Regions from separate parts of the Mus musculus genome. Here region 2 is linked to region 1. A link is a loop called in an ENCODE intact Hi-C map of the cell type or tissue named here. Cell type or tissue: heart. All regions are shown on one strand. Each heading gives the region's core, and the rest is flanking DNA. Links, peaks and the distances in the headings are about the cores only. Region 1 holds the start of Tln1 (talin 1). Region 2 holds the start of Ccdc107 (coiled-coil domain containing 107).

Region 1 (11,853 bases), core at 1,522-9,521:
GATGTAGCTGGAGTCTTGGGAGAACCCAGACTTTCTTTCTTAGAACCTAGGTCTTCAGTGTCTTGATCCCTCTCTAGGCTGTGATGGAGTCCGAAATGAAGTTTGACAAGGACCAAGATGGACTCATTGAGAATGGAGGCTACGCAGACCAGACCTATGATGCATGGGTCACCACAGGCCCCAGGTTTGGGGGTAGGGATTTCCAGGTCTGAGGTGAAGACCCGGGCATGTGAGGATGCCGTGTAGAGCGGCCGGTCTCACTCCAGCCACTGTTCCCACCCAGTGCTTACTGCGGAGGGCTGTGGCTGGCGGCAGTGGCTGTAATGGTTCAGATGGCTGTTCTGTGTGGGGCCCAAGATGTCCAGGAGAGGTTTGCTTCCATTCTCTGCCGAGGCCGAGAAGCTTATGAGAGACTGCTGTGGAACGGTGAGTAAAAGCAACCTGGGGCAGCTTAAAACCCAACTACGGGATACAAGCAACTTGACTTTGCTCTTTCTCTATTCCAGGACGCTATTACAACTACGACAGCAGCTCCCATCCTCAGTCTCGGAGCATCATGTCTGACCAGTGTGCTGGGCAGTGGTTCCTGAGGGCCTGCGGCCTGGGAGAAGGAGACACTGAAGTGAGAGGCTGGAGAAGCCAGAAGTCTGGGTTTCCCTGGAGGTGGGAGGCAAGTCTGAGACTCCACCTTTGCTCTCCCTCCAGGTATTTCCTACCCTGCATGTGGTCCGTGCTCTCCAAACCATCTTTGAACTCAACGTCCAAGCCTTTGCAGGAGGAGCCATGGGGGCCGTGAACGGGATGCACCCTCATGGTGTCCCTGATAGATCCAGTGTGCAGTCTGATGAAGTCTGGGTGGGTGTGGTCTATGGGCTGGCAGCCACCATGATCCAAGAGGTAATGAATTCTCTTCCCAGCCCTTCACCATTTGTACTGAGGTCCAGAAAACTTCCTCAGCCACTAACTTTATTCCAAGAACACCCTACTGCCTGCCATCTTATCCGTCCACAGAGCGCCCTTCTCCCTAATAAGTGTTCCACCTCTTGCCTTTAAGTTCTTGCCTTTAGGGCGAACGGCCTCCTGTCTTCTCTGCTCAGCTAAGGTAATTGTGCCAAGAGTCAGTTATTATGTGTGACTTCTACGTCTCCCCACAGGGCCTGACTTGGGAAGGTTTCCGGACAGCTGAAGGCTGTTACCGCACTGTATGGGAACGCCTGGGCCTGGCTTTCCAGACCCCAGAGGCATACTGCCAGCAACAAGTGTTCCGCTCCCTGGCCTACATGCGGCCACTGAGCATCTGGGCCATGCAGCTGGCCCTGCAACAGCAGCAGCATAAAAAGAGCCGCAGGCCATCAGTCACACAAGGCACGGGACTAAGCACACAGCCTGAATGTGGACCAAAGAGATCGCTGGCAAACCTCAATTCAGAGTGATCCCTCTGAACTGTGGAGGCCCAGCCTCCACACTGGACCTCCTCCTTCCTCCCACAAGTCCTGCAGCCCTGAGCCAATAGGACAATCGCGCCCCTCTTCCTTCCCAGCTGTGCCAGTAAAAAGGGGCTGAGGAACCACTTATTTATTTCTTACCCTACCCAGTCCTTCCATGGATGAAGTATTCAAGGCCAGTAAATGTCTCCAAATCTATTCACGGGGCAACAGATACATATGGGTATAAATAAAATACTCAGAAAACTAGTTAGTGTGGTGTGTCTGAGTTCCTGGGCATCCTAACAGAGCACGTGAGCAAAGGCCAGCTTTCCCCTGCTCCTTTTTATTTGAATACAGACAGGAGTCCTCAGGCTGAGGACACCCCACATCCTCACACCTAACCTGAATACCTGCCCTGAAAGATGACCAAAGAAGGGCTGTGGTTAGGTTGCCATCCCTCGCTTTCTGAAAGGTTTGCCTGCAGGAGAAGGTTGGAGTCGGAGAAGAGCATCTCTGAAGAAAGATCCCAGAGTGGCCAGTGCAGGGGCTGCTCTGCCTGAGGCGCGTGGTACAGTACACAGGAAAAGTTGCTGGAGACCAAGAACATATGTTCTGAGCTGTCCAGTGACTGGTGTGTGCTGTCCATGGGTAGCTCTGACGATAGAGCAGATGGCTTCGGCTGATGATCGTCCTCGCTGGGGAGGGCACGAAGCTTGCGGTGCAACACTGAAGAGACAAAGACTGGTCAGGAGACCACACAGAAGAAGCCCTCTCTCTACCACAGACCACGCCCGAAGGTGTCCTTAAGCCTCTTACCAACATACTCCGCGGGCACACTTCCCCTTGCATCAGAGGAGTACATAGCGGGTACCAGGAGAAGACAGAAGGAGAACACGAGGACCTAGAACACAGGGAGAAGAAGGGGGTGAAGAGCTCTGGGTCACACACCCCATCTCTGCCAGGGAAAGGATCTCTTGTCACCCTCCTCACCAGAACACAAGTGCTGCCGCTGCTGGTTTTGTTGGCTATCTCAATCACCATGGCTTGAAGCTTCCTCAGTTGATCTAGAAGGGACCTAAGAGACGAGAGGAGACGGTAGTGCGCATGCTCTGGCCGAGCATGCAAGGCACGATGAAGGCCTCCTGTCTTAGCTACCCTCTCCACTCATGCTGTGGATCCAGTCTCAGCTTCCTTGCCTTTCCCCCTCACCCCAAGTGTCTTTGTGCACAAATGCCTGTGATTCCTTAGTGAGACAAAAAAAAAATCAAACTGCTCTGTCCTGACTTAAATACCTTCAAGAAAAACTCTCCAGTAGCTGCAGTACCTGATCAACTAAGCTTGTGCTTCCCCACCAAGCCCTGTGCTCTCTACCCAACCCCAGAGCTAGAGCCAGCCAAGCACAATGCAGCCTTCTCTCCTCCCAGTCCCATCCCCACAGCTGCAACTGCAATGACGCTGACGACCTGCAGTCTTTTCTTACTTCTCTATCTTGGTACTTAATTGCTCCTTAGCTACTTATAAGTTTATTCTCCATCACGCTTGAGACATGGCTAACTTCCGGATGTCTGCATTTTTGAGCTATCCAGTTGGAAGTCATGTGGAACAGTGGAAAGAGTGAGAAAGCATTAAAAAACCGATTGTCTTCAAATGGCCGCTTACAGATTCTGTTCCTCCAAACGCTGCACCTTGTTCTGCAGCTCCCGATTCTGAGCTGTGTATTTCAAGACCCTAGAGGACAACATGGATGTGAGGACACGTGGATTTCAAAATATTGTGTCTCCTCCCTTCAAGACCCTCCAGGCTTCCCCCGTGTCCATCCTTGCTTACCTGCTCTCCAGCCCCACGACATACACCTTCTTCTTCTTGCGGCTTTCTTGAGCTGCTCTCTTGTTACGAATCTTCCTCCGCACTCGTTTCAGAACTTGTTCCTCCACCTAAGAGAAGATGGGGGAAAGGTCACCCACAGTATGTTATTATATGCCTGTATGTTATACCTATATATACTACATAGGTATGTTGGAAGACAGCTAACCTTCTTCCCAATCAAATACTCTCCACAGCCTCTCTGTCAGTAGGCATTTACCTTCTGTGTGAACACCAAGGAGCAGATATTCAACACTAGAAAGCCAGACTTTTTATTATTTTTTATGTGTTTGGGTGTTTTGCCTGCATGTCTGTATAACGTATATGTATAATGGGTGTGCCTAGTGCCCACATAGGCTAGAAGAGGGTGTCAGATCTCCTCGGATTGTAAGCTGCCATGTGGGAGCTGGGACTTGAACTCATGCCCCATGGAAAAGCAGAAAGTACTCTAAACCACGGAATCATCTTTCCAGTCTCTAATTAATTTTAAAAATTCCACTTAAGCTAGGTGTGGTTGTACATGCCTGTAGTATCAGCACTTGGGAGGCAGAAGAAGGAAGTCAGGATTTCAAGACCATCCTTGGCTAGGGTAGTTTTTGAGGACAGACTGAGCTACATAAGACCATGTCTCAAAACTAACAACAACAACATCTACCCTTATCCTAAAGCAACATCAATCTTCTTATAATTTCCATTCATTTGATTTTCCTAGAGTCTCTAAAGTGATATAGAATATATCCTTATCTTAAGGTACTTTCAACTTTTTTTCTTTCAGAAACTAAAACTGAATAAAGTTAACTCTTACATTCTCTGATAATGCCTGTCAAACTTGGACACTAGCCAAGAGTGACATCATACACTTGTAATCTAGTCCGAGGGAGTTAGAAGCAGGAGAATCAGGAATTCAAAGGCATTCTTTCCCTACTACATAGTTTGAGGCCAGCCCAGCCTGGGTTTACAAGACCCTGCCTTAACAACAAGGGCCAGAGGGCGTGGCTCAGCAGTGAGCATTGATGAACATTCATGAGGTACTGTACTCCAATCCCAGTGGGTAGGGGAATTATGGCATGCTCTGGCCAGTGTAAAGGAAGACAAGACAGTTACTATCCTAGGGACAGAACCACTATTGATAATTTCCAAGTTCCGTTTCCTTTCCTCCCAATATATTGCTCATTCATCTTGTAATAGTGATAGAGGGATAGGGGATGGTTTCTCACATAGCCCAAGCTTGCCTGAACTCAACATGAAGCTAAGTCTGTCCGTTAATGCTGATCCACCTGCCCCAAATAAGTAAATATCTACATATCAGAAGTAAGACAATATTAAAAAGGCAAATGACATTAAAAAAATTTGCCACAAAAACTAGATGCAGTATTCTTGTAATCCCAGCACGTGGGAAGTGACTTTGAACTTGTGAAGACCTTCCTGCTCCTGCCTCCAGAGTGCTAGGGTTATAGAGGGGTGCACCATCATGTCCAGCTTTGACGATTGTTGATGTTGTTAGACTGAGTCAGCCTCTCAAGCATTTCTACCACTGAGTATGATTCGAGGTCCCAAGATAACAACGGAAGCTATCAAGGCCCTTCACTTTCAAGGCTCTGTACTAAAGTTACATTTAAAACATTATCTTTTGACGTGGGTGTGTGTTTGGAGATGAGAGAACTTGTAGGAGTTGGTTTGTCCTTTTGCAAGTGATTGATATGAAACAAACTGAGCTTGCCTACTTGGGTTACCAACCCCCTCCAGCCTTTGCTCTACCAACAGGAGCCTTACCTTAGTGAGAGGAAGGGTTGAGGGCAGAGTGAGCCCCTCCTTCTCCAAGAGCTTCTTCTCTTCCTCGGTCAGTATCAGCCTAGACATCTCCTAAGGATGGAGGAAATAGTGAAGAGAGCAGAGTTGCATGGAGCTCTCAGAGCAGTATGGGGGATCTTGGCTGCTGCAAAGTGAGGTAATCCTGAAAAAAAAAATCAAGTCCAGCACCTGTTCCGCTGCTCTTTCCTCCCCTGGCAGTGGAGTCACGTGGAACCCCTCCTTTTCGAAGCTCTCAGTATCTGCAAAAGGGAAAGTAGAACCAGCTAGCCCAGTGAGCTCTCTCCTCCCCCACAACTTATCATTTCACACTCACCTAGATCTATGGAGACGTGCTCCTGTGGAAGGGAGTAGTTGTGATCATGGAGAATGGAAGAGCTGGAAGAGCCGAGAACATCCCGCGATACTGAGGGACTGAGCAGAGAGCTCAGTAAATCCTCTACCTCCCAGTCGCTCAGTTCTTGCACGGAGTTCTATCAAATTCAAAGGCCTTGATTTATTTCCGTACCTTGGGTCTCGCGGACATCCCTAGCTTCCCCCACTGGGAACACCCACCCACCCACCTCGGAAGGTGACAGCTCTAAGTCCAGCGGAGCCTTCACGTCCGGCTCAGTCGCAGCCCACAAATCTCCGCTTTCCTCTAGCAGGAAGCCCAGCAGGTCCTGATCACCGGGATCCAAAGCTAGCAGATCCTGACCACCAGGATCCATTTGGGATATCTATGGATAGAAATCCCTCCGCGCAGATCCAACCTCCGAACCTCAGGCACGACCCCTCAGTCTGTCCAGTCGGCTCGACTTAACCTCCGTCACTCCGGGACAAGGGCCTAGCTGTCACTCTAAACCGCACCCGTCTCTCAGCTTCTGTATTCCTCAGCTTCCAACACAACGGAAGTGGTGCACATAGCCCCGTGGAATCCTGGGACTTGGAGTTCTCTCCAACTCGGAAGTGGCTCCTGGGCTGCGCCACGTCCCGGGGGCTATGCAAATTATGGGGACGTCCTTTCAAGCTTCCCACGCCCCAGGGCGGGGATTCTGAGGATCCTTGTCCGCCTTCGCCTCGAGCTATTAAAAAAAAAAACTTAAGCGTTTAAAAGGGAACTCCAGCTTAGTTCGGGCGTTCTCTCCAGAGCTCTGCACGCTCGCTTCCTGCTGGGGAGGGGCGGCCAGGCTTCGCGGGCGCCCGAGCATCGAGAACTACGGCCAGAGCAGCTTCCTGCAGTCTCCGCTACCATAGAGCGCGGGCCCAGGGCGCCGCCGGCGGGTGGGGGACGTTTCCAGGACGGAAGTGGCCGAGAGTGTGTCGAAGGGAGGGCGAGGCCGGAGCCCCAAAAGCGACCGGGAGAAGGAGCGGGTAGCGGGCCCAGGGCGGGGCGCAGAGCCGGGCAGCGCAGGTAGGCCGGACGGGCTGGGCCGAGCTTCTAGGTGGGGCTGCGGGATCGGGCCAGCCCGGGAAGCGGCGGGCGGGGCCCCCAATCCTCCTGCATATCCTGTGTCTGGTTAGGGAGGTCAGGGTCCAGTATGTTTCGGTTTGGATTTGGAATTAAGCTGGCCTTGTTGCGAGAAGCAGGCCCTTTCGCGGGGGTAGACAGTTCTCTGTCTCGGCTAGGTTTGGGGACGGGTAGAAATGGGGTGGCAGTGAGGCACTGGGTGGCAGTGAGGCACTGGGCGGGGATGGGCTTTGGTATTAGCCGATAGTGAGTAAGTGGTTAGGAAAACTTGGGGTGAGTTTGGGTTAGGTGCCGTCGCGTTTAGGAAGCAAGGATCCCTTTAGAAGTTAAGAAGGTGAACTACATTCTAAACATTTGCTGCACGAGTCAAGTCTGTTTCGCATATGTGACATTTAAACTGAGGTCATTATTTTCTGCAATGACCAGCATTAAGTCAGAGTACAGGATCGGGTTAAGGATCAACAGGAATTGGCTTAGATGCCCGTTTTAGGGATTAAAGGCCGGTGTCATGGTCAGTATTAAGAATAAACAGTGAAAAGGTTAATTAAGAACCAAGTTACAAATGAGCTTTAGAACTGCAGGGTGGGGTGGGAGGGAGTATTTAGGGTTAAATTTGGGGGATTTGGGCCTAAAAATAAAAGCCAGATTAGTATGGGTGTCTTCTGGGAAAGGGGTGAATGTCAATGTATAGGGAAATAGGAAATAAAGTCAGCATTAATGTTAGGAATTGGTGATAGCGTTAGGGGTTGAGGCTGCAGCTACAGCTGAGCTGGTAAAATGTAAGAAGTTGGCAGGAAGTAGCTACCTTTGTTTTGTAGTGAGTTCTCTTATTCCTGTGCAGTTACAGAGGCCTCTTTTACCCAAAGAAGTGCTAGAGCTCTGGACCTCAGCTAGAAGTGCCAGGACTCTGCTTTCTCTAGTCTACTGCCTAAGCACAAGGCTTCCAGAGGCCACCACCACTGGGAGACAGGGATTTCTGGGCTGTGATGTTTACGAGGTGGGAGGTGGGAAATGGAAAGAGACCCAGGAGTCAGACAAGGTCCTAAGTGAGGATGGGGAATAGGAAGCCTGTGACTGAGGGGAAGCTGACCAAGGGAACGCTGTCGACTAAATGATGACAGTTTGACTCGAGCCTCCCTCATTCTCCACACACTGCCTTCTCTCTGTCTCTTTGCCCTCCCTGGTCCCACATTGCATACCTTTACAGTTCCTTACAGATACTGTCGTGGTCTTTAGCTCGTCTCCTGCTGTTCATCTGAACCATTTCCCACCCCCACACCCCTGTCTCTGTCTCTTGATCCACACATCCTACTTTACTTCATGTCCCTCAAACCTGAGCTTTCCCAACATCGGAGAGCACTTTCTCATACTTGCATACCACCTGGTCAGCTGCTGAACCCCCCCCCCCCCCGCCACCGGGCTCTTCCCATGTGTACCCCCTGGTTTCTGAGCCTCCTTTTACTTCTAGGTCCAGTTGTGGATCCCCTTCCCCCACTCCCCGACAGAAAAGAGGAAATGATACCCAAAGAGGAAACTTGGTCTTACTGATCCCACGCCCAGCCAGGCCACTGACCACACCCCCATGTCACTCCCAGCTTGACCCTGCCAGTGACCACAACACTGTCCCCTCCCCATGCTGCCTCTCCTTCCAACCCAGGGTTGCCTAGCCGCTGTCAGTGTTCTCTCACTCTCTCCCCACTAGCCCAATTTAGCAGCTTACCACATCCCTAGCTCTTCTGGAGCTCCTGACCCGGCCTCCGGCCTCCCTGTCATCCCCGGTTTAGTCAGCATCCATGGACTCATGCTTTTCCCTCCCCACCTGCTCAGTGGCTCATCATGTGTCTGTTCCCTACCATCACGCTCCTGGTCTCTTTTTCTACACCCTGTGATCCCCAGCCACAGCCTAATACTGTCAGTAACCCCACCTCTGTGCCCCTGCTACAGATACTTCCTATCGCATCATTTACCACCCAGCGTCATTCCCACATCCTGACTTAGTCCCCTCTCCTTCCCTGGTTTATTAAACTGAAGCTGTCTAGTCAGTAAATGGGTACTGGTCATAGGAAGCTGATTTTGGCTTCAGTTTTCTGAGTCCTGTATGTCAGTTCTACTTTTCTTCTGAATGGCAACTTCCTCTCCATACAGCTTTAACTCTGGCTTTATTATCGCTTATACTAATACAGTCTCCTCCTAACTTGGCCCCAGAGTTGCCCGAAAACCCAGTGCTGGGGATGTCCCTGTTTAAAGCTTCCTTGGCCTCCTGTTCCCCTCCAGTCAGTTAGGTTCCTCATACTGCTCTCTCCGCTTTTGCCTTTCCATCTTAACCCTGACGTCCCCACCGCTGCTCCCTTGCAGGTGCCCCGTGCTCCAGCCAGCTTGCCTCCTCACTTTCCTGGGCATTCCTCCGAGATCTCCTGCCTCTCAACCTTTGCTAGTGCTATTCTCTGTGCCTGGGACGATACCTTTGACTCATCTTCGACTGACCTAATGGAGAGAGCTTGGGCTTTGGAGGCAGAGAGACCTGGGTTCGGATTTTGGCTTCACAGCTTATTATTTGGACAAGTCCTTTGGAAAAGTATTTAACATTCTGGAGCCCCAGCTTCCTAACCTGTAAAAATGGAGATGATAACACCTACCTTGCAGGGTTGTTGTAAGGATTAACTGAAATTATATATGTATCTAATGCAATTAACATATAGTCAATAAATGACACGTCGCTGTAACTTCTTATTATCTTCATATTTTTAAAATTCTAACTTCAGATGATAGCTTCCTTGGATCCTTCGCTCCCTTTCCCTAGCCTCCGGGGCTCCCTTTTCTGGGTGAACACGTTTGGCTCCTTCCACAGCCTGCCTCTGTTGTAACTCTGCATTTAGCTTTTCCCCACCCCTGGGAGGCTGGCAGCCTGCGGAAAGCAAGGTCTAGTCTTACTCATCGAGCTTCCTGGCCTTCCCACCATGGGCCTTAGAGAATGCATGGAGGGAAAAGCATACAGTGAAGGAGAGAGGCTGGGAGCCGGCACTGGGGCTGGTGCACTGTGGGGAAGCTGTGTGCACACGTGCTGCCTACAACAGATAGATCCGTATAGCAACAGCACAGGCAGTTTGGCGGGAGGGAGTCCTGTGTGTAAGCTAAGGGGCCTTGGTGAAGAGTGAGAATACATGTATGACTGTGAAGACAGACCTTGTGCTGGAGGAGGTCAGATCCAGCCTCTCAGCTGCCCGGTCCAGCCTGAAAGGAGCTTCCAGCAGCCCAAGGCCGGATATGTCAGTCTCACCCACAAGCCCCTCCCCCTCCCAGCGGTTGAGGACTCAGAGGCCAAATTTGGTAACAGACTGCATGTTATTCCCCCAACCCTCTTACATTCTGACTCTGTCTTCAGCTTTCTTTCTCCCTTTGTCCCTTTTAACTCCCTGTCTCTGTAGTTCGCCCCTGTAGGTACCTGCACTGATGATATTCTCCATGTACCCCAAAATTCCTTAGCCCTAGTATACTTGCATTCCATTCCTTGCTGGGATTTGACCTCCTGTCCTCCACACCCCCCCTCCAATTGCCCAAGGCCTTTGGAATGCATCTCAGGAATGTATTGAGGGAGGAGGAGTTCTCTGGGAAGGGGACATGGAGTGGGTGTTGTTGCTCTTCATAAAGCCTGATAAAAGGGGACAGAGTTCTCAGAGCAAGACACGAAGCAGGTAGCTTCTGCTCCTAGTTCCTGGGCTCTTGTTCTTTGCCACTGCTAGTCCCGACTCAGTGTCCAGTTCCTTCACTCTCAATTAATTGTGTAGATAGCTACTCAGCCTGGAGGAGGGCAGGCATGACTCAACTCTCTTATCAGGATCTTACCAGAGGAAGAAGTGGGTATCCATATGTCCGGAGGAAATGGGGGCGGAGGGGCACACATGCAGTTTCAGCTGAGGCTGGAGTCCTTCAGTACTGCTCTGGTTCCGTGGACTGGTGCTTCTCTGACCAGCCCTCACTCCACAGCCAGGTCTGTCCACTGCTGGGAAGGTTCCCTAGGGGGAAGGAAGGGAGAGAGCTGGGACTGAGGGGGCCGGGAGGTCCTCTCATTTGGGGTAAAAATGGAGAACAAGCCATGCTGCTTTTCTCTGTAATCCTGAACTGTGTGTATGGCCAGAAATTTCCTCCTGGTCATTGATCCACCTTTCCCAATCCCTTTTTCCTCTGCCCCTTCCTAATTTCCCTGGTTCTCAAATGCCTTTTGTATTGTGATGCCTGCCTGTTCCCTGGTTTTTCCCCTGGGTCCTGCTTACCCCCTTGGAGTAGCCAGTTGTCAGGTAGGGAAGGGGGTGGGGGCTGCATCCCTCTCTTTTTAGTTAAGAGGCACCTAGTCCAGTACCACACTGGGTCACATCATCAGCTGCTGGGCAGACCTGTTGTCTTGGGCCTGTGTACCACCAGCTGCTCATGGTGTCTGAAAGGTTGGGGAAATGGGCTTGGCTTTGCAAATGCCGAGCTACGCTGAAAGCACCATCTGGAACCTAGTTAAGGTGGGGGCAATCTGGGGAGGCCATGCATGATGAAGAGTGCAAGAGACTGCAGTAAGGCCTGAGTCTCAGTGTCTGCACTGTTGGTCTTGCTTGTCTTGAAACTTTCTCCTCTCCAACAAGTATTGGCTAGGTCATTTCTGAGGTCTCTGGACAGAGAATCACAATTCTACCGTGACTGCAGAGCTCATTGGGAGGCCCTCCCTGTGTGTACCATTCAGGTTGTAAGAAAGCAGGAACAAAAGTAGGTCTCCCTGACATGCTAGCCACAGGCAGTCTGCAGGATTCTGGAGCCCCTGGGATGCTGCATTTTGCCAAGAAGAAGGCAAAAGCTATAAGAGGGAGGGTCACGTGATGGGTCAGAGCAGTGCTCAGAAATCCCAGGAAAGAATGGGAGACAAAGAAAAGGAAAAAACTGACCCCGGAAAAGTAAAAAAACAAGGCAGAGGCGGGGTTGAGAAAGAGGTGAGCAGAAACTAGAGGCCCAAGGCACTTGGAACCAGAGAGGCACAAATTCCAGTGGTGCGGGCAGGACAGTGTCCTCAGGTGACACTGCATTTCAGGCCTGCTATTGTACTCTAGAGACCAGCTTCTCTCTGGGATGTCTTAAGTGGTCTAGACTGGCCCATTTGATGTAAGTAATCTTTCACCTTTTGAAATTATTAAATAGGACGGACAGCTTACTATTATTTTCTGTCATGGTGACTCCCTTAAAAATCCTCTCTCTGGGACTCTGAGGCACTTCGGTGAGGGTGTATTCTAATGCTCTGATGCTACTGGCCAGGTATCGCCAGGCCGA
Region 2 (11,853 bases), core at 2,636-10,635, 70 kb after region 1:
GCGTGCTGCCCGGTGCTACAGCAGCGTGCTCGTTGGGAACGGAAACGTGTCTGCACCGCTCGGGAGCTGCTGGAGACCGAGCGACGCTACCAGGAACAACTGGGGCTGGTGGCCACGGTGGGGCTCGATGGGGGTATGGGAGGGTCAAAGACCTTGCTTCCCCCTACAGTTTCTGGCTGCAGCAGACGTTGACTTCCTCTTGCTACAGTCTAAGAAAATTGTATTTTTTCCCCTCCTGAAAAAATACAGTACTTCCTGCGGATCCTGAAAGCCAAAGGAACACTACGACCACCAGAACTCCAGACCCTGTTTGGGACCTGGGAGCTCATCTATGCCGCCAGCCTGTGAGTGGAAGAATTGCAGGGAGAGGGAGCGTCAAGCCTAGTCAGAAAGGCCAAGTTCATCTGCCAACTTTCTCACCTGTGGGGTTGGCCCAATGCCTTAACCTGCCGGCGTCTCCAGCTGTAAAATGGGATAATAGCACTACCTGCGAGGCAGGGTTAATGGAAGTGTATGAGGGAGTGTAGAGTAGTTGTTGGCTTGCGCTTTTACTGTTCTTTGCCCACACAGAGAGCTGCTTCCCTATCTGGAAGAAGGGCAGTGGGGACTGGGGCTACAGGGCTTCTGCCCCCACCTGGAGCTCTACGCCCAATTTGCTGCCAACGCAGAGAGATCTCAGACTACCCTTCAGGTAACCTGCAGTCTGTCTCTTCCTCCTTACCCCTGAATTTAGAGACCTGAACTCATGAGTTGCTTGCATTAGAACCCAGCTCCTTGCTAACATCTTTAGGAGGACCAGTTTCCCGCGGGAGTGCACAGCTTGCTGCTTGCAGTATGAGGAGTGACTTCCCTCCCTCATGTGAACTTCCCCTCTCAACCCAGGCGCAGCTGAAGAAGAATAAGCGTTTTCGGAGGTTCGTGAAGCTTCAGGAAGGTCGCCCTGAATTTAGGGGTCTTCAGCTCCAGGACCTGCTCCCTCTGCCTCTGCAGCGGCTCCAACAGTGAGTGTGAATCTCTCTAGGCTGGAATTAATCCTCTCAGGCTGCATAACCGAGGCCGGCAGCTCTGTGGGGGATGCCATAGGTTCTATCCCAGCTTTGCTATTCTGGGCCAAATTGCTTCTAAGAAGCTTTTACCAGAGTAAATGTTGACCCTCAGGGTTATCCAGGGTCTGCAGCGTCAGATGTGGCATTGTAGGACTGTATACTAAATGGAGGGAACCTGCACCAAGGCCAGAGACAGACTCTGGAGAGGCTCAGGGCAATGAGGGGGTTGGTCTAGTCTTGTGGTTCTGTTCTAGGGCTCAGAGGTTGTCTGTGGTAGCCTCCTTGGTTTGATTTGGTTTCATCTTCTGACCCAGCCTCCTGATTCTTCAGTGTAGAATGGAAATGTAATGTGACCCCAGGTTCAGAGTCCCAGGTTAAGGAGGGGCAACAGAGGAGCCAGGCCTTTCCTGACTTGACAGTTGAGAAATGAAGGTCGGGGAGGTGATCTTCAAGTCTATGAAAGCAGGGCATTGAGCCTGGCTCTACTTCCCTCCCCACTGTCCACTTCTAGGTACGAGAATCTTGTCGTGGCTTTGGCTGAGAACACAGTTCCCAACAGCCCTGACTACCAGCAGCTCACACGTAGGTTCTAGTTCCTCAGCTCAGGCAGAGGCTGCCTGTCCTGAATGCCTCTCTGGCTCTCACCTCCAACAGTGTCTGGTATGTCCCTGTCTCCCATGGAATGTACAGTGGCCCTAACTGCCCTGCCCATTCTTCAAGAAGCTAGAACGGGACCCAGACCCCCACCCCCACCCCAGCTTGTCTTTTACTACCAAGAGCCACTCAAAGCCCATGTTCTGTTGGAAGTAAGGCACTGGGTGTTGTTCCAGGGGCTGCTCGCCTGGTAAGTGAGACGGCCCAGAAGGTCCACGCCATCGGCCAGAGTCAGAAGAATGATCAGCATCTGCTGCGTGTCCAGGCTCTACTCAGTGGGCGCAAGGCAAAAGGGCTGACTTCAGGTAGACCGTGGACTCTGCCCCTTCAGTTGCCCCTTGCTTATGCCAGCATGCTGGGCTGGCAAGATGACCCAGTAGGTAATGTGCTTGCTGTATGACCTGTGCAATTCTGGAATGCATATAAAGGTGAAAGGAGAAAACTGACTCCAGGGTGGTTCTGTGACCTCCACATCGCCACACAGTAACATTACCCCTTCCCCAACGTCCTGTCTCTCTTGTGTTCCTACGGATTCTTGAGCTGTACAATAACAGTGCTCTCATTTTCAAGGCCGCTGGTTCCTACGGCAGGGCTGGCTTTTAGTGGTGCCTCCCACTGGGGAGCCTCGGCCCCGGATGTTCTTCCTTTTCTCCGACGTGCTCCTCATGGCCAAGCCTCGGCCCCCACTGCACCTGCTGAAGAGTGGCACCTTTGTCTGCAGAGCCCTGTACCCTATGTCCCAGTGTCACCTTAGCAGGGTCTTTGGCCATTCGGGAGGACCTTGTGGTGGTTTGCTCAGTGTAAGTAGTAGATGGGAAATCTGGGCCCAAAATATACTTGAAGTAGTTGTAGACCAGCCCATCACTTGAGCTAGCTCCCTTTTGGGGCTGAGGTTTCACACTTATCCCTGAGTTAGTGTCACGGGACCAGAGAGGGCCCCAGCCTGACTTGCTCTGAACTAACTGGTTTCTCCTTAGCTGTCCTTTCCCCATGAGAAGCTACTGCTTATGTCTACTGACCAGGAGGAGCTGTCACAGTGGCACCACAGCCTGACTCTGGCTATCAGGTTAGCCGTGCTGAGAAGGAGCAGCGTCCCTCACAGCCCCTCCCCCACCCCGTGGGTGACTGAGGACTGACCCGGTGACCAGACTGTTTTCTTCCCACAGAAGCCAGAAGAGCTCGACCCACAGAAGTGTCACTGCAACATGACATTGTCATCTACAAACATGCTGGGGCCATATTCACAGCTATCCTGGGATACACATGGCAGCTGGGTGTGCCTATGAAGAATCTTACAAATTCCAGAACTCGGATACTCAGGAATAGGGCAGAGCCACGAACAAAAGGGAATGTACTTCGATTGAGCCTCAGTGGAACAAGTCCCTTTAACGCCCTGCCACTGGGGGGCCTGAAAAGCCCCTGCTGTCTGTGGCCAGCGGTTAATCCCATTTGCAGCTTTGAAAAGGAGTCCATTTTGTTGTTATTGCCTATGGTTTCCTGATTTATTCTTGAGAAAGGATCTTACCCAGGCTGACCATGAATTTGAATTCCTTCTGCCTCAGTCTCTCAGGTGTTGGGTTATAGGTGTGTGCTGCCACACCTGGCTATTGTATATAGTTTGTTTTCTTGAGACAAGGTTTCATGCAGTCCAGGGTGGCCTTGAACTCCAGATCCTCCTGAACTACCTCCTATGTTCTATAATTTATTTCCCCACTGGATCTTAATAAAGGGTTGTTTTTGCAAAAGCCTTCCTGTCTAAATCACGAGAAAATGGAGTTTGAGCCTTGATGGCTGGCATCTCGGTAGCCTCAGAAACACAAGGGCAGAACTGTGGCTCTCTCTCTGTCTTCTCCATTCACATTCTGGAAGGCAGTCTCTCTCTTCCTAATAAGGGAAGAGTGCTTGGCTTTTGCACCGTGTGTGTGTGTGTAGCAGGGAGTGGAAAAAGCACAGAGGAACACCCAGTACGAGGGGACTCTTTTTACTAAACCTTCAGTGGTTGTTCCCCATTTACTGCTGGACCCTTTGTCACCGTCTTGTGCCACCTTCTCCTCAGCCCCTGCTCCACCTCCCAGGAAGGAGCTAGGTTCCGTGTTTCTGGGCTCCAGGTTATGGGCTCTTCCCAGGCCTGACTGTTTCCAGCTTCTTGGTCTTCTTTCCCCAGGTCCTCAGTAAAGGGTATGCTGGCCTCTGTGAAGGAGAGACCAACTTGCTCTAGTTTCACAGCCATGGCTCTCCAGCCATAGAAACCTCCCAACCTTTTACCTGGTTCTGGAACTTCCACTCCTGTGCCAGGCTGGCAGTCTTGTAGAAGGTGGTGGATGGTCTTTAGTTTTGTGTCTAGAAGTTCCCTCTGGGTTCCAACCAAAGTCGTCACCCTGTAGAAATACCCACTCAGGGGGCTGCCCAGTCTGTCTCCTTGGCTCCCACCTCACCCACCCCACAAATTCTCACTGTTCAAAAAGGGGATCCAGCTGTGTCATCAGGTGGTTCAGGTGCTGCTCCGTCTGGGCCAGCTGTTGTGTCAGCTGCACCAGCTGTTGCTCTGGGAGTGAGGGAAAGGGCATGGTTACTCCTGCAGTCCCCTGATCTACTCCATCGCCAGAAACCACCACTAAATGCTCAACCCACCTGACTGCGAGGATTTCTTCTTGTTTTTTTCCTCTCTGAGAACAGCAGCCTCATCTGGGCCCTGTTGTGGAAGCAGATAAAGACAAGGCTGCAGCAAAGGCCCCAGCACCTCAGAGCCAGTGAAGAGAGGAGCCATAGAGAAAGCTCTGGGCATCCACCTCAGAGAATCCCAGTTGTCTCTAGTCCAGCTGCTTACCCAGAACATGAAGTGAAACGTCAGGATGCCCACACATGGCCAGACTGCTAAAGCACTCCTGGGAATGTGAAACTCTCCAGTAGGGACGGGAAGATTGCTCTTACCCCAGCCTTCTTATTTAGCATCCCTATACCTCGCTGCCTTTGAGGTAGAGTCTTGCTAAATTGTCCAGATGGGCCTTGCACTTACAATCCTCCCTCATAGTAGTTGGAATAATAGGACTGTGTCACCAGTTCCTGTACCCTCAGTCTTTGCTGGTGAAAAAAAAAATCTCCAATCTGTTCAATTCACATTATCCCATTACAGATTAAAAATCTAAAACAAAACAAAACAAAAAACCCAACAACAAAAAGTCTATATAGTGCTCTTTGCTCTAAAAGGCAGTGCCCTATGGTTTATTTTTAGGATACAATTCTCCCAGTGCTCTGATAGGTAGATAAAGCACAAGCCTCCTTCAGAACCTTTAATTGGAAAGTGGGTTATCATAACACCGTGAAACTGTCAGCCGCCATGCCTACCTCTCTTCCACGGGTCCCGCTCCTCTTCTCAACTGCTTATGTATTCTTCTCCATGCATAAGACAGAAATACTGGTCTCGAACTCACAAGAGCTGTTCCTGCCTCTGTCTCCCCTGAATGCTGGGATTAAAGGCGTCTAACACTACGCCTGGGTAGAATTTATTAATCTATCTTTAAACTCCAATCTTCATCCTAGCCTGTCAAGTCTGCCTGGCTCTTTAATCTCATCTAGTTTTATGTTACTAATTAGTTCAGCCTCTATTCCCCTGTGCAAGTAATTGACCAGAGTTGAAGATAAAGCACTGGGTGGTAGGTTCCACTTTCCATGTCAACAGTTTCAAAGTAATCAGAATGTACAGTCAGTTCACATTTCAGGGTTTCCTTCCTAAGGAGAGCACGAAACGGCTTGGTGTCTGGTCCACTAGACACTCTGTTGCTGCCGCGATTAACTCCTTGGGCCAAGGTTGGAGCCTCAGCAGCAACTTCTTTTTTTGCATACTGACACTAGTTGGGTTAAAACCCCACTTACATCAGACACTAAGTGGATGAGCTCCAGATTGAAAATCGATCGTCACTGGAGAGAGGAGTAAAAGTAACGGTTTCTACAATTTCTCAGCCCCCTACATCCATTATCTCTCTGGATCCTCGAATGCCCCAATAATGTGGAAAAACCAAGGAACGAGCCTTCATTTTACAGGTAGCCGGGAAGCGGTTGTTCTTGGTACTGTAGCGGCCCCAGGAGATTAAGGCCCAGGGCTCCCACAACCCACCGCCATACCGCACCTGCAAACACTTGAACAGCACAAAAGCCACGACGGCCGCGGTGTACAGAGCGCCCAAAGACAGCGATCCGGCCCGGGCTCGCTCGCGCTGATCCTTGGGTGGCGGCTGCCGCCGAGGTTCGGTGGTTCCCGGACTGACCTGGGAGCCCCGTTCTGTGGATTAAAGCCATCGGTCAGTTTCTACTAGGCAGTCCCAGCCTCCCTCCAGCAGCTCTCGCAGGTACCTGGGTGTGCCCCCAGATCGGCGCTGGGGCGCTCCCCAAGGACTCCAAAAGGCGCAGACACAAGCAGCAGCCCCAGAATACTCAACACGGGGCCAGCGCCCTCCATGCCTGGCCCACCAGAATCGCACGCCGGGTACCCCGCGTTCCAGCGCTGGGCCTCCGGCCGTAGTGCGCACGCGCAGGAGACCACGCCTACATCGGGGGGGCTGAGTCCCTTAAGGCGGCCACGCCCATCTCAGGATGGGTTTAAGCAATATTTGCATAAACCACGCCCACCTAGCGTTCCTACATTAATTAATGACCTATCTATTTATAGCTTTCTTAAACAATTATGTCTCCAGAATCTTTCAGGATAAAGTATCATGCCTAAAACAATGGCTCATTGTTTTTCTACCTAGAGAGACCAATTTTCTCACCATAACCAAAAAATTAAGCCTGTTGTAGAGTCATAAATTAGTCGCGCCTAGAAGCTAAGGCAGCTCGCTCTGAAGGCCTGTTTCCTAGGCTACATACGAGGGACATGTTCCTTATCCTTTCGCCTAGGGGAAAGTCCCCGGACCACGGGCAGAGAGTGCCGCGTGCACACGCGCGTAGACTTCCCCCGCAAGTCACTGTTAGCCCGCCAAGAAGCGACCCCTCCGGGGCGAGCTGAGCGGCGTGCAGCGGGGCGTCATCCGTCAGCTCACATAGTGACGCAGGCAGTGCGACCTGGCTCGCACCAACCACACGGGGCTCATTCTCAGCGCGGCTACACTTTTATTTATTTATTTTTGTTTGTTTGTATTTTGGTTTTTTGACAGGGTTTCTCTGTGTAGCCCTGGCTGTCCTGGCACTCACTTTGTAGACCAGGCTGGCCTCGAACTCAGAAATCCTCCTGCCTCTGCCTCCCGAGTGCTGGGATTAAAGGCGTGCGCCACCACGCCCGGCCACTTTTATTTCTATACAACCTTCAGAGCCAGATGTGAATGTACTAATTAGGAAATCAAGGTCACCCTTTCCTAAGAAAAGAAGAAAGAAAACGGAGACAAATCTGAATTCCTAATTTATTCTTTAATAGCTGTAATTCTTTTTTTAGACTGCTAGTCCAAAGAGAGCAAGACTGTGGGTTTTGCTTTTTTGTTTTTTTCCATTTTACTGTCCGAGCCTAGTCACTTGTTGCTAGGGGAACTTGAGGAAGTGAATGAAATTAATGAATGAATGTTCACAGCGACTCAAAAGGCAAATATACAACTAGGTCCTTCTGGGTCTCATGTAACCTGGGCTGGCTTCATTCTCATGTAGCTGGAGCTGGCCTAGAACTCCTAACCCTCCTGCTTCCATTTCTCAAATGCTGGGATTATGTAGTAGCAAGCACATAAGATTCACAGAGCTGCCAGATGTGGCACCACACTCCTTTAATCCCAGCAGTGGGGAGACAAAAGCAGACAGATCTCTATGAGTTCAAGGCCTGGTCTACATAGTGAGACCCTCTCTCAAAACCGAACAAAAGGAATGAAGACTGAAGTGTGGACACTATGCCCCTCCTTAGATTTGGGAACAAAACACCCATGGAAGGAGTTACAGAGACAAAGTTTGGAGCTGAGATGAAAGGATGGACCATGTAGAGACTGCCATATCCAGGGATCCACCCCATAATCAGCATCCAAACGCTGACACCATTGCATACACTAGCAAGATTTTATTGAAAGGACCCAGATGTAGCTGTCTCTTGTGAGACTATGCCGGGGCCTAGCAAACACAGAAGTGGATGCTCACAGTCAGCTAATGGATGGATCATAGGGCTCCCAATGGAGGAGCTAGAGAAAGTAGCCAAGGAGCTAAAGGGATCTGCAACCCTATAGGTGGAACAACATTATGAACTAACCAGTACCCCGGAGCTCTTGACTCTAGCTGCATATATATCAAAAGATGGCCTAGTCGGCCATCACTGGAAAGAGAGGCCCATTGGACTTGCAAACTTTATATGCCCCAGTACAGGGGAACACCAGGGCCAAAAAGGGGGAGTGGGTGGGCAGGGGAGTGGGGGTGGGTGGATATGGGGGACTTTTGGTATAGCATTGGAAATGTAAATGAGCTAAATACCTAATAAAAAATGGAAAAAAAAAAAAAGAAAAGAAAACAAAAACAAAAACAAAAAAAAAAAAAAAAACGAACAAAAGACCAAGACAGGGTGTTACATTGTCTGCTCTAAGCTGTGTTGTTTGAGACAGTCTCAGTAGCCCAAGATCCTTCTGAGATAATCTCTGGAGTGCTGGGGTTGCTAGAGATGCAGCCAGCATGTACCTCTCTCCCTGTTATCTTTTACCTCTGCTACATCTTCAGAGGGCCATCTTCAGATCAATAGCTCTCGGAATGAAGAAACACGTTCCATTTGCATCTCGGTCTCCAGGACTTGGCAATCACCAGGCATGAGGCACACGAGTGTTAAATAAATGAATAAACCATGAGAGTCTTATCTTGTTTTCCCAGAGAGGGGGGCATAAGGACAGGGCAGGGCAGGGCAGGGCAACAGGAGTTGTTAAAGTCTGATTGCTCCAAGGCAGCTTGGATGGGAAAGAAGAGAGGTACAAACCTGGAGTGGCTGCCAGCTGGCATAGTGTGTGTAGATAAATTCAGGTTCATTCTAATGGGACAAATGACTCACTGATGGCTGGCTTTTTGTTTTGGGAGTTTTGAGTCAGGTAGTCCAGGTTGACCTCAGAACTCTTTGTGTATATGGTCAAGTACGCTCTAGAACTTCTGAAACGCCTGCTTTTTCTTCCTGTACACTGGGACTCTAAGTGTGTGCCACCAAACCTGGTCTCCAGAATAAGGTTTTGTTGTTTCATTTTGATGGTACGGGGTCGGGGTGTGTAGGCTCCCCCAGCCTGAAGCGGGTTGGTACAAATCTTGTCACCATTGAGGTGGGGCCACCTGTGGTGCAGCTTTCCACCCCCTTATAAACACGGTTTCTTAATAAACTCATGGGCCTTGATCAAAACCTTTGTCTTGGCTCCATTATTTCTCTCGACCATCTAGTTTCTCTCTTTTCAGCCCCAGCCTGCCTCCCAAGAGTACCCCAGTTCTTATAAGCCTCAGGCCAGCTTACTACAGAGGTGCTTCTAGCCATGTCCTCACACATGCCAGGCAAGTAGTCTACCACTTCACTATAGCCCCCAGCTGCTTGTTTTTAGTTTTAGTTGGAGATAGGATCTCATTCTTTAGTCCAGGCTGGATCCTAACACATAATCCTCCCGCCTTAGCATTCTGACTTGTGTCACACTGTCTGGTTCAGATTGCTACTTAGAGAACACTTGCTCATTATTGCCAGATCTCCTCACCCTCAAAGAATCAGCCAGTTGAGATTTTTAAGAACTGTCAGGGTACAGTAGCACGTGGTTTTTTTAATCCCAGCACTCGGGAGGCAGAGGCAGGTGAATCTCTGTGAGTTTGAGGCCAGCCTGGTCCACTGAGTGAATTCCAGAGCTGCACAGAGAAAGCCTGTCTCAAAACTTAAAATAAAATAAAATTTGAGAATTTTATTTATTCATCTTTAAAATTTAGTCTTCTCTCACACACTACATCCTGACTGCAGTCTCCCCTCCCCCACTTCTCCCATCCCCATCACCTCCATTTCCCTTCAGAAAAGAGCAGACCTCCTAGGGATATCAACCAAATACAGCATAACAAGTTACAATAAGACCAGGCGCACACCCTCATATCAAGGCTGGGTGAGGCAACAGTAAGAGGAAAAGGGCCCCAAGAGCGGGCAGAGGAGTCAGAGACACCCCCACTCCTGCTGTTAGGAGCCCACAAAACCACCAAGCTAGCAGCCATAGCATGTATGTAGAGGATCTAGCACACATCCATGCAGGTTCTGTGATTTCCCATCAGTCTCTGTGAGGCCCTATGAGACCGGCTTAGATGATTCTGTGGGCTGTGTTTGGTTTTGTTTGTTTTGTTTTGTTTTGTTTTGTTTTGTTTTGTTTTGTTTTGTTTTTCGAGATAGGGTTTCTCTGTGTAGCCCTGACTGTCCTGGAACTCACTCTGTAGACCAGGCTGGCCTTGAACTCAGAAATCTACCTGCCTCTGCCTCCCAAGTGCTGGGATTAAAGACGTGCACCACCACTGCCCAGCGGGCTGTATTCTTCTTGTGTACTGGACCCCTCTGGCTTATACAATTCTTCCCTGTCTTCCTCAGGGGTTCCCTGAGCTCCAAGGGGAGGGACTGGACAGAGAGCTCCAGTTTGGACTCTCTCTGCCTAATGTTTGGCTGTGGATCTCTGCATCTGCTCCCATCAGCTGCCCCCACCTCCTACCCCCATATCCTAGGTCTCTGGGCTATCCAGCCTCTAGTTCCTGATCATCCAGGCAGTGTGGGGCACGGGCTCCCTCTCATGAGAGTGTCTCAGTTTAGATCAGATACGGTTGGCCACTCTCACAAAGTCTGTGCTTCCATCTTCCCTACTCCTGCACATCTTGCAGGCGGGGTAGATTGTAGGTCAAAGGTTTTGTGGTTGGGTTGGTGTCAGTCCTTGCACTGGAAACCTTGCCTGGTTTCAGAAGATAGCTGGTTCAGGGTCTGTGTCCTCCATTACTAGGAGTCCTCATAGGGTCTCCCTCTTAGATTCCTGGTTCTACTGCACCAGGTTTCCACAACCTCTCACCTCAGCCCCAATGCCAGTCTGTTTCCACATTCTCTCTCTCCAACACCCCGACTCAATTCCCCCTGTTCCCAAGCCCACCTGCCTGAGCCCACCTGTAAAATTAACAGTAGAAGATAGTGACTTGGCTCATGGCTCTGAAGAATGGGAATTCCAAGAACATGGTGTCATCATCTGGCAGGGACATCTCACAGCTCTATTACATGCTGGAGAGCAAGAACACAGGAAACGAGATGGAGACACACAGGATGGGTCTGTCCTTTCATGGAGAGCCCATCCTCAGATGACAGCATCAGGATATTCGATAGAGCCAATCGTCCCCATCTCCTCTCAAGCAATAGCAGTTTAAATGGCATGGGCTCATAGTGTGGGTCTCAGGTTGGACCAGTCATTGGTTGGCCACTCCCACAAGTTCTGTGCCATCTTTACCCTAACACATCTTACAGGCCGGACAGATTGTAGGTTAAAGGCTTTGTGGCTGGGTTGGTGTTCCAGGTGCACCACTGGAAGCCTTGTTTACAGAAGATGGCTGGTTCAGGCTCTGTATCCTCCATTAATAGGAGTCCTCACTAGAGTCCACCTCGTGGGTTCCAGGGAGTTTCCATTGTCCTGGGTTCCTACCTCGCCCTGAAGTCCCCAATTCTGGTCGCCTCTCTCAGTATTCTCTCTCTCCACTCCTCCCCCACCTGATCCCTCCTGTTCCTGTCACACCCACCCTCTTCCCAGGGAGACCCATGTACCCCCCCCCCACACACACACTTAGAGCCCTCCTTATTACTTAGCCTCTCTAGGTCTGTGGATTATAGCCTGGTTATCATTTACTTAACAGCTAGTATCCACATATATTTATTTCTATGTTTGTCTGTCTTTCTGGGTGTGGGCTACCTTACTCAGGATGATTTTTTTTTCTAGTTCCATCCATTTGCCATTTGCCTTCAAATTTCATGATTTTTCTTCTTTTTAAAAAAGATTATTTATTTATTTTATGTGAGTACATTCTTGCTATCTTAATACTCACCAGAGGAGGGCATCAGATCCCATTATAGATGGTTGTGAGACACCATGTGGTTGCTGGGAATTGAACTCAGGACCTCTGGAAGAGCAGTCAGTGCTCTTAACCACTGAGCCCTCCTCCTCCTCCTCCTCCTCCTCCTCCTCCT

What was found. Hi-C counts contacts between places; a loop is a spot of excess contacts. Peaks named below come from ENCODE experiments on the same cell type or tissue, not always from the same donor. Only the 100,000 strongest peaks of a DNase experiment are listed, where the experiment ranks them.
Region 2: it touches region 1 in a loop (4-fold over the local background); 9 of 42 quality-filtered maps call a loop at or near these places.

The regions. Positions count from the first base shown.
Region 1 is chr4:43,556,769-43,568,621 of GRCm38, reverse strand. Tln1 (talin 1) reads left to right here and starts at 6,039. Exons shown (of 57, transcript NM_011602.5): 1 at 6,039-6,492; 2 at 11,839-11,853. Creb3 (cAMP responsive element binding protein 3) reads right to left here and starts at 5,964. Exons shown (of 9, transcript NM_013497.4): 1 at 5,663-5,964; 2 at 5,416-5,572; 3 at 5,271-5,341; 4 at 5,064-5,153; 5 at 3,255-3,361; 6 at 3,087-3,155; 7 at 2,418-2,502; 8 at 2,244-2,328; 9 at 1,561-2,153. The coding sequence starts at 5,809. The coding sequence ends at 1,825. It overlaps Gba2 (glucosidase beta 2), which reads left to right. Exons shown (of 17, transcript NM_172692.3): 13 at 78-184; 14 at 284-426; 15 at 507-622; 16 at 706-897; 17 at 1,155-1,694. The coding sequence ends at 1,433. In heart, for the core only: a CTCF peak has its summit at 6,340; DNase peaks (open chromatin) are centred at 5,360, 6,051 and 8,141; H3K4me3 peaks cover 4,928 bases; H3K27ac peaks cover 4,850 bases.
Region 2 is chr4:43,487,734-43,499,586 of GRCm38, reverse strand. It overlaps Ccdc107 (coiled-coil domain containing 107), which reads right to left and starts at 6,222. Exons shown (of 6, transcript NM_001037913.2): 1 at 6,051-6,222; 2 at 5,828-5,979; 3 at 4,332-4,392; 4 at 4,155-4,245; 5 at 3,966-4,078; 6 at 3,666-3,890. The coding sequence starts at 6,156. The coding sequence ends at 3,685. Arhgef39 (Rho guanine nucleotide exchange factor (GEF) 39) reads left to right here. Exons shown (of 12, transcript NM_001013377.3): 4 at 1-117; 5 at 250-344; 6 at 571-691; 7 at 883-1,001; 8 at 1,558-1,628; 9 at 1,877-2,005; 10 at 2,271-2,500; 11 at 2,678-2,766; 12 at 2,867-3,445. The coding sequence ends at 2,909. It also overlaps Rmrp. In heart, for the core only: CTCF peaks have their summits at 6,130 and 6,745; DNase peaks (open chromatin) are centred at 6,226, 6,636 and 8,636; H3K4me3 peaks cover 2,381 bases; H3K27ac peaks cover 3,907 bases.